Linked DNA regions of Homo sapiens: region 2 is linked to region 1. The links are chromatin loops, found by intact Hi-C in ENCODE. Cell type or tissue: dorsolateral prefrontal cortex. All regions are shown on one strand. Links, peaks and the distances in the headings refer to the core of each region. The heading gives the core; the rest is flanking DNA. Region 1 has its middle 6.6 kb from the start of AMZ1. Region 2 has its middle 25 kb from the start of GRIFIN.

Region 1 (4,373 bases), core at 275-4,274:
AAAATATTGTAAAAAACAGACAGAGCTGGGCGCGGTGGCTCGCGTCTCTAATCCCAGCACTTTGGGAGGCCAAGGCAGGCGGATCACGAGGTCAGGAGATCGAGACCATCCTGGCTAACACGGTGAAACCCCGTCTCTATTAAAAATATAAAAAAATTAGCCAGGCGTGGTGGCAGGCACCTGTAGTCCCAGCTACTCGGGAGTCTGAGGCAGGAGAATGGTGTGAACCTGGGAGGCGGAGCTTGCAGTGAGCCGAGATCGTGCCACTGCACTCCAGCCTGGGTGACAGAGCCAGACTCTGTCTCAAAAAAAACAAAAACAAAAACAAACAAACAAACAAAAAAACAGAAAGTTGAAGACACAGAGACACAGAGGAGAAGACGGAGATGGGAGTGGTGCAGCCACAAGCCAAGGACACCTGGAGCCCCCAGAAGCAGGAAGAGGCAGGAAGGACCTTCCCCTGGAGCCCTCTGCAGAAGTTCGGCCCTGCCCCAGCCTTGACTTCAGACCACTGCCCTCCAGAATTGACAGTGAATGTGTGCTGTTTGAAGCCGCACAGCTGTGGTCATTTGTCACGGCAGCCGCAGGAAACTCATCCACATTGGAAAACAGGAAAATGCTTCACACGGGTTTTATAAGGAAGAGGAAAACTCTCCCGGGGCATTGGCACAAGGAGTCCTGGGAAGCAGCAGCTGCTCACCCAGCAAACTCGAGCCACAGAACAGGGGCTTGGCCTCTCTGCAGCTCAGCCCTGCTCCAAGGCCAGCAGGCGAGGGTGCAGGCAGACAGTGCTGTGGGGACAGAGGAGGACGGCTCTGAGGCTGGCTTCACCGCACAGCAAGATGAGCCCGGGTCAACGGCAGAGATGGGGGTGTGCCAGGTGGAAGGAACCGTGCGAGCACAGGCCTCCCTGTACAGAATGCCTGCAGGGATCTGGGCAAAGATGGGTGCAGGAAGTGGGGCAGGGTCAGAAAAGCTGGAGAAGAGATGAGGCCGCATCTGGGGAGGGGGGTTGCTGAGGGCCAGGGGCTGGGGGGTGAAGGGGCTCGGAACACAAGCAGGGGAGCCGTGTATGGCCCAAGCAGGGGTTTCCATGGCCCGACACTGAGGTCTCCTGGGTGCAGTAGGTGACGTCCAGGAAGGAGGCAAAGGGGTCTGAATCCTGGTCCAGGCAGGATGCACGGGGCCTGACCCCAGCACTGCCTGCGGGACTTGGGGTGTCCTAGCACAGAGTACAGTCAAGCCCTCTTCCCTGCCATGGGCTCCGTGCCCGTGCCTCCGTTTCCCCAGGCCTCCCTGGAGCTGTCGCTGGAGCACTGTAGGAATGCAAAGCAAAGCTAAGGACCCTCGCATCGGCCTGAGGCCTCCTGGGCAGCCATTCTTCAAGGGACTGTGTGCTGGGGGCCCACCCGGTGTCATCTCATGCTGGACACGAGACCCTGACTCCTGGAGCTGCAGTTCCCACCCCCCACCCTGTCCTGGGGTAGCTGGGGACCCTCTCAGGCCTGAGGGGAGGACAGGAGCTCCCCAGCACGAAGAGCGGGGGGAGGCCAAGCAGGGCGAGCTCCCAGACAGGCTCAGCTGGCCCTGGCCCCGGCCCAGCCTCCCTGTGCCCAGCCTGTGAGGCCGCCCTTTGAGCTTCTGGATTAGTATTCACGTCGGGTCCCCAGCTCTGAAAGCCCTTGTTCCCTCCAGAGAGCAGCCAGAGCGGCTGGAGCTGGGGGCGCGCTCAGTGCAAAGTGACAGCCCCAGCACATAAACTGGGGCCCTTAGCCCGCTCCCCCAGGACCCCTCCTCCGCTGTTTGGGCTCCCATGGGCTCAGCAAGGCTGGGGGACTGGGAGGGAGGGGCCGCCTGTCCATCTCTCTGTCTGTCTGTCTGTCTCTCTGAGTTTCTATCTCTGTCTGTCTGTCTCTGTCTCTTGGGGTTCTTGGTCTCTCTCTCTGTCACCATCTCCCTCCTCCCTCCATCCCTGTCTCCTACCCTCTCATGCTGTGTGTAGTCAGGGGCCCCAGGAGTAACCCCACATGTAGTTTCTCCAGCAGGAAAAGACACACGGACCAGGCACGTGGGGACGAATCTCCAATGACATCTCCCTGCACCACCTGTCCCTGTCGGGGTCTGTCTTGACTCTGAGCTGTCTGCAGACTTCCCCACAGCCCCCACAGTTGGACCCCAACAACAAGAATAACAAAGGCTTGGCTGGGCACCGTGGCTCATGCCTGTAATCCCAGCACTTTGAGAGGGCAAGGCGGATGGATCTCTCGAGCCCTGGAGTTTGAGAGCAGCCTGGGCAGGATAGCAAGACACCCCCATCTCTACAAAAATTAAAAAAAAATTAGCCGGGCGTGGTGGCATGCACCTGGGAGGCTGAGATGGGAGGATCACCTGAGGGCGTGGTGGCATGCACCTAGGAGGCTGAGGTGGGAGGATCACCAGAGGCCGGGGAGGTCAAGGCTGCAGTGAGCCATGATTGCACCACTGCACTCCAGCCTGGGCAAGAGTGAGACCCCGTCTCAAAAAATAATAATGAATAACAAAAGCTGTGTTGATGATGCCCATGGCCAGGCGCACGCTAGCCAGGCTGACTTGGGGCTTTCGGGCCTGAGTGGCACCGAGCTCAGCCATGGCCCCGCTCCAGCCCTGCATCCTCAACTCTGAAACGTAGTTCTAAGATGGATGGGATTGGCCACGAGGGGGCATCCGTGGGCAGGGAAGCAAACAGTCGGTGCTCAGCGTCCTGGAAGGTTTCTGACCTGGAGGCCGCCCTGCCCGGCGCCTGTGGGTCAGTACCCCATTGGTGGATGCGGGGATCCCGAAGGCCTGGTGTCTGGTGACTTGGCCAGGCGCCTACCCAGGGCCACACCACGGACCATGGAAATCTCCTCGGAGTCCTCAGACACGCCTGGCCCCGGGCTTGACCAGCAGGGTCGTCAGGGAGGCCCAGCATCCATCAGGGTCGTGCCCTGGGAAGGAGCCCCCAGTGAGCGCATGGGCTGCGCTGGGCAGGCCTGTGAGGCACGTGAGGGGCCCCAACTCTGTGGCCAGCACGAGGAGGCTGAACCCACGGCCCAGCGGCTTCGTCCAAGAGACCAGAGCTGGCCTGAAGCAGCCAAGACCTTCCTGAGCCATCACCTCCACCTCCCACATAGTCGGAGCTGGGGTCGGGGGTGAAAATGAGGACGGAGCCCCTACTCCTTGGGCATCTCCAGCAACCCCAGCCACAGAGGGGATCTCAGGTAGCAAGGAAAGCTGGGGTGCCAAGGACGTGCCCGGCTCCCTCTTGAGGCTTCGCGGCCCAGGGCGGCTGCATGTCTGGGCTCCTGGAAACACCTGGAGAAGCCCTGCAGGATCCGGGGTCTCCCGGGGTCTCCAGTGCCTGCTGGGTGGGCTGCACACCTGCCCAGCCTGGCAGGGCTCGGGGAGCCTGTGGGGCCGGAGACCCAGGCAGGTCCCCAGAGAGCCGAGTGCCTGTTAATGGGGGCTCCAGAAGCAGCCCCCTGGTGAGACCGCCACCAGCACCCAGACCTTCTCAGCGCCTCCCATCCCAGGAAACCACATCATCCCAGCCCTGCCCTCCTTCTTCAAGTGCCACTGTCACCAAGGAGCATCTAGTCAACCTCCAAAATCTCTCTCAACTGCCCGCCCCACCCAGGCCGGCTATAGACTCCCCAGCTTCCACACACCCCCTGCCAAGCCACTTGCCCCAACAGGAAGCCTTTCAAAGACCACGTCTCACTACCGCCAGCTGTGAGCTGCGTCCCTCAGCTCTGTCTGCCCCAGCCTCACATCCCTAGTTCCTACCTCCGGGGTCCCTCTGCCTACGAGGCACCCTTCACCCCCAGCTGGGCCTCCTCAACTCGGATGAAGCCCCAGGATGAAGCTCCTTCAGGGCTATGGCCCCTCGCCACCTCTCCCGGGCTCCAGACTCTGTCCTTTCTTCCCTGGTCTCCTGGCCTTTGCCCAGGCTGTGCCCTCTGCCTGGAGCAGCAGCCTGGATGCCTCCCACCCCACATTTAGGCTTCAGGCCCCACAGCTGCCTCTTCCCAGAACCCTCCCGGCACGCACTTCGGTGACTCTTACAAGTACCTGTTCAGCGTCAGCCTTCGCCCAGGAGTGCAGGCTGGGGACGAGGGCAGTGGCCACCTCTGCCGGTCCTGTCAGCACCTAGTGCAAAGTCCAGCCCACCGTGGGCGCTCAACGCAGGCGGCTGTGCTGCCGCAGGTCACAGCACCAATCAGACACCCCCATCCCCACACACACCCTGCACCGGCCCACGCGGCCATCACACTCGGAGCACACGCGCTCCGATGTGGCTGCACTGTTGGCACACGCACAGGCGCGCACACACCCACACGCACGAGCGCACACGT
Region 2 (4,373 bases), core at 126-4,125, 230 kb after region 1:
GCATTTTTTATGGGATCTTGCTGTGTTGCCCAGGCTGGTCTCAAACTCCTAGGCTCAAGCAATCCTCCTGCCTTGACCTCCCAAAGTGTTGGGATTGCAGGCGTGAGCCACTGTGCCTGGCCCAGCTAAAGTATATAACAGTAAATCCCAGAATATTTTCCCTCTAACAGGGGGACAAAGCGAGTGGGACATCTGATGCGCTACTGTTATTCAGCATTATACTGCAGGCTCTACTCAGTGTGATAAGGAAAAACAAAAATGAAATAAGACAAAACAAAGACATTAAAAGCATCCAGATTGGAAAGGAAAAAGTAAAACTATCTTTATGCACAGATGATGGTCCTGTATATCCTAAGAAATCAACCCCAAAGCTATTAGAACTAATAAAGCTTAGTAAGGTGGCAGGATATAAGATGAATGTATAAAAACAAATTGTAGGCTGGGCCTGGTGGCTCACACCTGTAATCCCAGCACTTTGGGAGGCCGAGACAGGCCAGTCACCTGAGGTCAGGAGTTTGAGACCAGCCTGACCAACATGGTGAAACTCATCTCTACTAAACATACAAAAATTAGCCGGGCGTGGTGGTGGGCACCTGTAATCCCAGCTACTCGGGAGGCTGAGATAGGAGAATCGCTTGAACCCAGGAGGCGGAGGTGGCAGTGAGGCAAGATTGTGCTACTGCACTCCAGCCTGGACAACAAGAATGAAACTCCGTCTCTAAATAAATAAATAGATAAATAAATAAATAAATAAATAGTGTTTTATTTTATATATACTGGCAACAAACATTCTGAAAATAGAAATAAGAGAACAATTTCATTCACAATAGCATAAAGAATAACAAAATACTTAGGAATAAATGTAACAAAAAAAGTGCAAGGCTTATATGCTGAAAAAGACAAAATATTGTTGAGACAAATTAAAAGAGGCTTAAGTAAATGGAGACGGGGCCCATGTTCAAGGATGGATGGGCAGTGCTCCTCGAATTGATCTACATATTCAGCACAATCCCGGCCAGGTGTGGCGGCTCATGCCTGTAATCCCAGCACTTTGGGAGGCTGAGGCAGGAGGAATTCAACCCTAAGACCAGCCTGGACAACACAGTAAAACCCCATTTCTACAAAAAAAAAAAAAAAAAAAAAGTCAGGCCTGGTAGCGCATGCCTATAGTCCTAGCTACTCAGGAGGCTGCAGCAGGAGGATCCCTTGAGCCCGGGAGGTTCTAGGCTGCAGTGGTGCGATCACAGCTCACTGCATCACTACACTCCAGCCTGGGCAACAGAGCAAGACCCTGACAAAGGGACGAGGAGGGGAGGGGAGAGGGAGGGGATGGGGGAGGGGAGGGAGGGAGTGGGGAGGGGGAGAGAAAGGAAGGAAGGAAGAAGGGGGGAAGGGAGGGAGGGAAGGGAGGGAGGAAGGAAGGAAAGAAGAAGGAAAAGAAAGAAGGAAAGAAAAAGGAAGGAAAGGGGAGGGGAGGAGAGGGGAGGGGAGGGGAGGGGAGGGGAGGGGAGGGGAGGGGAGGGGAGGGCAGGGCAGGGCAGGGCAGGGCAGGGCAGGGCAGGGCAGGGCAGGGCCGGGCAGGGGAAACTGGGGAGCCCCCGTGAGGCCGGCCCAGGGCCGGGCAGGGGAAACTGGGGAGCCCCCGTGAGGCCGGCCCCAGCTCTTCACAGCCCTGGGACTGGGTTTTCCGGCTCAGCTGTGTCATTTGCTGAGTGGCCGCTGCTTCCAGCTTCTGACCTGCGGTTGCTGCCTCCTTCCCCCGACAAGTCCTTGTGCCCCCAGAGCCACTGACTGGTGGGAAGAGATGCCACGTTCCTGCCCTTGGGGCCACCTCAGCCCACTGGACTGTGTGTGCTCGGCCACCTGTGGGGGAGGGGCTCAAAGAGTGGCCTCAGCCAGCGTGGTCCTGGCAGCGCGTCTTGGGGCTTCAGGCCTGGGGAGTCGGAGCCACTCAGCTCCTTGAGTCCCCCAGAGGGGCCCAGAGCAGTGACCCAACAGCAAGTGAGTGGTGGAGTCAGTGTGAACTTGGTTCAAACTGGAAACAGGTCGCCCTCACGGACAGTGTTTGGTGGGAGGAAGACAGCTCTGGCCAGCATGGCCAGCATGGTGCTGAGGGCGCTGTGGGGCCCAGCAGACAGGAATCACGAGGGCGTCAGAGCCTGGGTGACCAGGCCCAGCCCTGCCACGGTGCCCCCAGATCACCCAGTGCCCTCCTGGTCCAGCCGCCCAGGGGGCTGAGCAGCCACTTCCTGTGCCCCCCACGGCCTGTCCAGAACCGGGACTGTACAGCCACCCACACAGGGACCGTGTCTCAGAGGCCCGGGAGGGTGGCCTCAGGGCTGGAGGGATGCTCACTCGGGTGGCCTCAGGGCTTTCGGACCCACGGGGGACATTGCATTACCAGGTTCACATGCGCTTTGGCCGGCCACCCCATGCCCTGCGTGCAGCCGCGTTTAGCCAAGGGTGCGCCGCAGGTCGCGTTCCTGAGCCGTGGCTGCCCCCTGGTGGAAGATGCCCAGGGCCCGGCCTGCCCAGCTCCATGCAGCCCCTCCAGGAGCCCTGTGCCAGGCTGCAGGCCCAGGACTCAGAGGTGGATCCACCCGAGGGAGCTCCTCTAAATGGCCCGGCTCACACCTTCCTCGGGCAGGCACAGGTCTCACTGGTTGGGGGGAATAGTTGCGTCAGCCATTCCTGGGGCAGTGGAAGGTCTGGGGGCCACTCCCAGGGCTGCGGGACAGGCTCAGCATTGTGGCCAGAATCAAAGAGGCCCGGAAGCACCCTGCCCGGGACAGAGAGCCAAGATCCTGGAACAGGGCCAGGCGCAGTGGCTCACACCTGCAATCCTACCACTTTGGGAGGCTGAGGCAGGCAGATCACCTGAGATCAGGAGTTCGATACCAGCCTGGCCAACATGGCGAAACCCCATCTCTACTAAAAATACAAAACAGCTGGGCATGGTGGCAGGCGCCTGTAATCCCAGCTACTCAAGAGACTGAGGCAGGAGAATCGCTTGAACCCGGGAGGTGGATGTTGCAGTGAGCCGAGATCGTGCCACTGCACCTCAGCCTGGGTGACAGGGCGAGAGTCTGTCCCCCCAAAGAAAAAACCCACAAGGGGCTGAGCTGCCACCCCTGCGGGGGTCCAGGAGATGCCAGGCCAGGCTGGGGGAAGCTGAGAGCAGCCCACCTCCCCCAAGCCCTGCAGGCTTGGGCTCAGCACCGTGTGGACCTGACGGGAGTTTCCCATGATTCTGGGCTCAAAATGCTGGGTGCCTGGGAGAGGGTGGGGGGCGGTGGGACATACCAGCTTGGATGAGAGCCCTGGGCCCCAGGCGTGCACCTGTGTCCTGCTACAAAGACGGGCAGTGGGGCGGAAGCAGCCACGGGCTGAGACACTGGATGTGTGCAAGTGTGTACGTAGGTGCCTGTGTGCTGTGTATATCAGTGAGGGTGAAATGGGTATTTTCTTCCTGTTCCCCAGGGAGTGGGGGGCCCCGAGGAAATTCGGGTCATGCCGGAGATGAAGAAGCTACACTGTCACGGACGTCCGGGTGGGTCGCGTGTCTGAGACCCCACACAGGAAGGAGCTGGAAGCCTTGGGTGAGGAGGCTACAGCTCCAGGAGCTCCTGCCTGTGCCTGCCTGCCTGGAACGCTCAGAGGCATCCCCCAGCCCTGCAGGGGCCCCTTCCACTGTCCCTCCTCAGCTGGCACCCTTGTGGGAAGGTGTGGAGAGCTGCCACCTCGGCCCCAGGGAGGGAATTCTTTACGCTTTTTTTTTTTTTTCCAGATGGCGTCTCACTCTGTCGCCCAGGCTGGAGTGCAATGGCGCAATCTCGGCTCACGGCAACCTCCAACTCTCGGGTTCAAGCGATTTTCCTGCCTCAGCCTCTTGAGTAGCTGGGATTACGGGCATGTGCCACCACACCCAGCTTATTTTTGTATTTTTAGTAGAGACGGGGTTTCACCTTGTTGGCCAGGCTGGTCTCGAACTCCTGACCGCAGGTGATCCACCCGCCTCAGCCTCCCAAAGTGCTGGGATGACAGGTGTGAGCCACCGCACCCAGCCTGGTTTCTGTAGGGCAATGACCTTGAGACCTCCCCTACACACTGATACAAGGGGGTCAGGGTCTTCCGAGTCCACACTCATCTCTGCATGTGGACTGTGCTCAAGCCCCACTCCACCCACCTGAGGAAAGGACCTCTTTGCTCTCTCTGCTACCCTGGTCACAGCCAGAAGCCAGCGTGAGGCACCAGCCACTGTCTGAGGACACATGAACCTGCACTTCCAGCTGGTCATTGGCCCACGCCTTCCTGTAAGAAAACGACACACAGATGCCCTTGCACCCGTGCACACACAGGTGCACACACAGGTG

What was found. Peaks named below come from ENCODE experiments on the same cell type or tissue, not always from the same donor. Only the 100,000 strongest peaks of a DNase experiment are listed, where the experiment ranks them.
Region 2: a loop joins it to region 1, with 4 times the contacts of the local background. A loop is called at or near these places in 70 of 110 quality-filtered maps.

Annotation. Positions count from the first base shown.
Region 1 is chr7:2,679,388-2,683,760 of GRCh38, reverse strand. It overlaps a transcript of AMZ1 not described here. Among named protein-coding and RNA genes, the nearest start is that of AMZ1, 6.6 kb to the left of the region's middle. RefSeq lists an enhancer at 2,435-2,940. In dorsolateral prefrontal cortex, for the core only: CTCF peaks have their summits at 2,472 and 2,679 (motif pointing right); DNase peaks (open chromatin) are centred at 1,630 and 2,690; H3K4me3 peaks cover 2,281 bases; H3K27ac peaks cover 2,655 bases.
Region 2 is chr7:2,449,708-2,454,080 of GRCh38, reverse strand. No RefSeq gene overlaps it. Among named protein-coding and RNA genes, the nearest start is that of GRIFIN, 25 kb to the left of the region's middle. RefSeq lists a silencer at 1,528-1,607 and enhancers at 1,536-2,189, 2,190-2,845. In dorsolateral prefrontal cortex, for the core only: CTCF peaks have their summits at 2,288 and 2,499 (motif pointing left); DNase peaks (open chromatin) are centred at 1,820, 2,086 and 2,480; H3K4me3 peaks cover 1,095 bases; H3K27ac peaks cover 626 bases.